Regions from separate parts of the Mus musculus genome. Here region 1 is linked to region 2. The links are chromatin contacts, found by POLR2A ChIA-PET in ENCODE. All regions are on one chromosome and are shown on one strand. Each heading gives the region's core, a stretch centred on a gene start or an enhancer-like site at or near the end of the contact. The rest is flanking DNA. Distances are from core to core; before and after follow the strand shown.

Evidence for each region. ChIA-PET counts read pairs that join two places held with the same protein, here RNA polymerase II (POLR2A).
Region 1: POLR2A ChIA-PET joins it to region 2 with 13 read pairs in Patski. The contact joins the promoter of Pdcd6ip here to the promoter of Ubp1 in region 2. POLR2A ChIA-PET finds 5 or more read pairs at or near these places in 2 of 5 experiments (Patski and embryonic stem cell).

What each region holds. Positions count from the first base shown.
Region 1 is chr9:113,706,937-113,709,636 of GRCm38, reverse strand. It overlaps Pdcd6ip (programmed cell death 6 interacting protein), which reads left to right and starts at 1,378. Exons shown (of 18, transcript NM_011052.2): 1 at 1,378-1,738. The coding sequence starts at 1,530.
Region 2 is chr9:113,929,973-113,932,672 of GRCm38, reverse strand. It overlaps Ubp1 (upstream binding protein 1), which reads right to left and starts at 1,361. Exons shown (of 16, transcript NM_001372510.1): 1 at 907-1,361. The coding sequence starts at 1,019. It overlaps Gm39439 (a long non-coding RNA gene), which reads left to right and starts at 1,747. Exons shown (of 4, transcript XR_003948257.1): 1 at 1,747-1,946.

The DNA.
Region 1 (2,700 bases), core at 129-2,628, 220 kb after region 2:
TTTTGCCTGGAATGTTTCATGGACGATATTGTTCATCAACATTTGCTCCATCAAGAGTGGTGAGATGGCTCAGCAGGGAAAGGTGCTTGCTGTCAATCATGCCCACCTGAGTTCCACCCCTGAGACCCACGTGGTAGAAGGGACTGATTCCAGAAGTTGACCTCTGACCTCTGAGTACTCCCCAATAAATAAACCATAATAAAAATAAACAGTAAAAATACCAGACTTGTCTTCTGGGAGGCCTTCAAGAAACATTCTATGTATGTGCGCGTGAGGGCTGGCCCCAGAGGAGGCCCCAAGAGGGTGATGGGTCGCCTTGAGTTACAGGTGTTGAGTGTGTTCCTAAAGAGGCTACTGGGAACCCAGGTCGGCCTCTCACTCAGGCAGAGCAGCAAACAGTCTTTAACTGCTAATCTATTTCCCCAGTTACCCAGGGAGGCCTTTGTAAAAAATATAAAAAAAATTGCTTAAGTACGACTGATTGTACTAAATAGATTCTAGACACTGACTACAAGTTTCATAATGATTTGTGGTGTCACTCTTCAACTTCCTTTCATTCTAGTCTCTACTTCCCTTTTAAGTTCTGGATATGGGATACTCGTGCTTTAGGTCTGGGGCCTCTTCCCACTTAAGTCTCTCCACCCGTGCTCTCTTTTAATGTCAAATTGCGAGTATTCTTTTAAATTCATCTTCTGGGAGGATGTTTCTTAAATTATCTTGCTTATGCTATGTTCTTCTAAGAGATCTCTTTTTACGTACCTTACTACCGACTGTGTCCTTACCTGGAAGACTGCACGAAGGCAGGGACTTTTTCTACTTTTGCCCTGGGGGGTGGGGGTGGGGGTAAGGCTGCACACACAATGGACCTTCAACCGCACATCACAATACTCCCCAGGGTCTGGTCTCATAGGAGAAAGCATAACAAAGGAGCATTTCACCACCGGGCAGAATATATTGACCTATAAAATTAATTTTTGTAATAAAAAAGGAAAAATACAATCAATTAAAAATATTTTAAAAAGAAAAATAGAGCAGAATCTAAGGAGAATTTAAAATCTTCTTGAGCCGGGTGGTAGTGGCGTATGCCTTTAATCCCAGCATTGGGGAGGCATAGGCAGGAAGATCTCCGCGAGTTCGAGGCCGGCTTGGACTACAAGTCAGTTCCAAGATAGCCAGGGCTACACAGAGAAACCCAGTCTCGAACAAAACAACCAAACCAAACCAAAATAACCAAAAGAATCTTTTTGAAAATTTAATCATCGCAGTAGGCTACCGCCTGATCCCACCACGCAGGCGCCGCACAGGCGAGCCCAGGTGAGCGACGCTTTGGTGGCACCATCACGTGACCGAGCGGCGCGCCCCTCCGACTGCGCCTGCGCGGGGGCTCCCGGAAGTGGCCAGCTCGAAGCGCTGGCGGCCCAGTCCGTCGGCCCGTCGGTCCGCTCCTCCGCTGCCGGTGCCGAGCGCGCCTAGGCCGTGGTCGCTGTCCCTCCGTCTGTGCGGCCCGACGCGGCGGCCGGGCGCTCACCATGGCGTCGTTCATCTGGGTGCAGCTGAAGAAGACCTCGGAGGTGGACCTGGCCAAGCCGCTGGTGAAGTTCATCCAGCAGACGTACCCGAGCGGCGGCGAGGAGCAGGCCCAGTACTGCCGTGCGGCCGAGGAGCTCAGCAAACTGCGGCGCTCGGCGCTCGGTCGCCCGCTGGACAAGCATGAGGGCGCCCTGGAGACGTTGCTGAGGTGGGCCCGGGCGGCGGGGCTCCCTCCCAGCCTCCCTTCCTGTCCCCGCTCCCCTCCCCAGCCTCGCTTCCTCCTCCCTTCATAGCCTTTTCCTCTCCCCCGCGCCTGGCCTCCACTCTGACTCAGGCCAGCAGCGTAGGTGTGGTCAGCATTCTTTCCTGGTGAGAGGACTCATAACCCTGTCCTCCCTTCCGAGTGCCTTCTGTCACCGAGGCTCCTTACCTGGGAGGACGTCTGCCGTGTAATGATCTCTCTGGTTACAGCCGTTTGACCGGTTTTCACTTTTTGGGTGTTACAACTGGAGTCTCCCTTTTACAATCCCTGTTTGTGACTTTATTGGACCACGTCTAGATTTCCTAATAATAGTTACGAAAGGGAAGGGAGAGAATTTGGACACTAAACCAAATGTCGGTGACTTATTATATTGTTCACTTGAAGTAAGTCATCTCATGTTCCAATAATCAAGTGACAGACTGACAGTTGTAAAAGTTAGGAGCTACAGTCGTTTGAAAGAAAACTTGAATGACATAGTAGACCGCTGAGACTGGTTACTTAAAAATCTTTTGACACGGGCGTATGCACGTATGGAATACCCTGGTCCTTTTTGCAATTGGTGACAACCCAGGTACTTGATAATGATAACATTTCCGTGATACCTTATGATCCAATTTCTGGTAATATGATCTTGTTTCATGCAAGGGACGCTGGTGGATTAGGGTGGGAACAGAGCTGTCCAGAGACACCCCTTAGTTTTGGCATCATCTTGCTCCCGTGATGTTTCCTGCATGTGTTGCCAGATGGCCACTAGCAGCCCTTACCGTAGTTAGAATGGCTCCCAGCACTGAGTAGACTTTATCTGTTGACAGAGTGAGGAGCCAGATTTCAAACAGTTCTCTCACGAGAGTTTTAGAGTGGATTTGCTTTAAAGTGCCCGAGTTTTGTAAAACTGTAAGGAACGTCTG
Region 2 (2,700 bases), core at 112-2,611:
CAGAGTCAAGGCTAATTGCTTCAGGGATGAGGCTGGACTTGTGCAGACCAGCTCTGACCCAGGGCATTTCTCTTAGGGTATTAACAATGCTTCTGACCTCCCCTGGGCGGCAGGAAAGGTAGGAGAGCCCCAGGGAGCCCACATCGCACACTTTACACAACCAACCATACTGCTGAAAACTAAGTACTACACTTAATTCACACGTTTCAAAAACCACTCCGTTTTTTACCTCCTTGGGTAAACCATACCCTACACAAGCCATATTCCAACATCGAAACAAAGGGCTGCCGAGCCACCAAGAACTCTTCAACTCTTTCGGGATAAGTAAGGGGCAGACACACTTGGCTCCTATCTGTTTCCGCCTCTCCCAATTACACAAAAAGGAACAGCTGCTGGTGCAGACAGCAGTGACTAAACTATTGTGTGTGGCACAATCTTAAAGCCCTCTGCAAAAGGAAACAGCCTGAGGGGAGTCACTTTGAGAATGAAGAAACCTAGCAAGGGCCCAACTTCACTCTCAATCAGGAGACTATACAAGCAAGTCACTGCGCTCGCCAACCCTCAGGGCTACTTTCACTCACAATATAACTTACTATCAGAATGTCAAGCGGCTGAAAGTCGCAGGCCACGCTACCAGGCACCGTAGGAAAAGCTACAGTTTTCCCATTAGAAACAGTGCCTTTTGTACAGCCTACTCCAGCTAAAAGGACTCGTAAATCACTTGGAAAGAAAGTCCCTGCCCCTCTGACCCAATCTCAACGGCTAGCGCGGCTTCCCCAGGCAGAAGCGACGGGGTCCTCCGCCGCTAGCCGCCCCCGTCGGCCTCCCAGGCCACGGCGCCACGCGGCAGGACCCCGACCCCGCGGCCCAGGCCCCGCCCGGCGGAGGCAGCCGCGCGCCCCTTACCTCATGCTGTAGGCGCCGGCGCCCAGCTCCTGCCCGATGCCGGACAGGCTGGAGTCGAAGTCGTGCACCAGCCCGGACTCGATCACCTCGTCCATACTGAGCACCCAGGCCATCTTCCGGCCTCGCCGCCGCCCCGCGCAGCGCGGCCTCCGGGTCCGGGGCGAAGGCGCCCGAGCTCCGCGGGCGCGTCCTGAGGGAGGACGCGGGTGAAGCCTCCGGCGGCGCGGCGAGTGGTCACCTGCGGCGGCGCGGGACGCGGCTGAGACGAGAGCGGCCGAGGCCCAGCTGTCAGGGCACAGCGTGCGGGCCAGCAGCTGCGGCGGGAGCGACCGGGCCGCGAGCCGCGCCGCCCTCCCGCGGCCGCCGGCCCCGCGCCTCATGCCGCCGCCCGCCCCCGGCGCCGCTCCCGCGGCCGCCGCCCGCCCCGCCCCACAGCCCCAGCGCGCATCCCCCCGGCACGCCCGTCACCCGCTCCCGGGCCGCGCCCCCCCCCCCCCAGCCCTCTGCCCGCCCGCCCAGGCTCCAGCGCCCCTTCGCCCCGGCCAACCCCGCCGCCGCCGCTCCGCCGGCCCGGACGCAGCTTCGATGCGGCTCCGGCTTGGGCTCGCTCGCCGCTTCCGCCTCCTCCTCCGGCCCCGCCCCTGCGGCCGCTCCCCTCCCAGGCCCGCCCCTCGCGGCCCCGCGCCTCGCGGCGGCACTAGCGCCTGGGCCGAGCGGCGCTGCCCGGCCCCCGCGGTGTCGCGGCCTGGCGGCGGAAGAGGTGTGACCGGTTACGCTCGGCTGACTGACAGGTCTTCTGGGCAGTCACGGCGAAGCGGCCGGAATGGATTCCCGTGAGCCTCTGCGTTCCCGGCTGAGCCACCAATCAAAACGCTCTTCCCCTCCGGGACTAAATTGACTGCCATAAGTAAGAGCTCATTGGCCCGCACTGGAGGAAGTGGTTCCAGGTCCTACTTCCGTCGGTTCTGGGAAATACCCTTTCGTCGGCTTTTGCCCCCGCTCCAGAGAAAAGCGGGTACATCTCGTCTGATGTAAGCTAGGTCTGTTGTGCAGAAGATCTTGATTGGCAGGAGAATAAGCCAGTCAGCCCTCCCTAAAAGGTCCCCGCCCCTCTCAACTCAACTTTAATCCGGAGGCAGAAGCATGCTGGTCTGAGTTCGAGGTCAGCTTGGTCTACTTGGCGAGCTCCGGCTGAATCAAGGTTATATACAAGGGCTTGTCTCAAAACAAAACAAAGCAAATTTGCAGAGCCCAGAAGATCTGGTGACGCACATAGCACAAGAGTGTGTGACACCCTCGTTATTCCTTAATCATGTGCGCTAACACAAACCATGCAAATTGCTGTGAGAGTTAACGTGAAGAAAACTAGTGTTTTTCTAAAACAAAAGACAACAAACAAACCCGGGAGGTTATGGTTCAGGTAGCACGAAGACAAAACAAACAAACAAACAAACAAACAAACAAAAACCACACACACACACACAGATACCCGCAGCAAAAGACAAAGAATACACTAAGCATAGAGACTTCCTATCTATGCCCAAGTGCTCCCTTTTACTGCTTCATGGAAGTCTGTGTCTGGGTATCCCTAACAAGCTTTGAGAAGAACTGCTCCCTCCAAGCCGGCCCTCGATTATTGCTTTTTTCACATAATATTGTTTCCAAAGGATTCGGATGTGGGTCCAGCAACGTTCATTTGACAGGTTTATTATTAACTGTTGGAAATAACGGGGGAAGGGGGAGTAATTCTCTGATTCTTGGGACAAGTGTAATTGTGCTATCATTTGTCTCTTT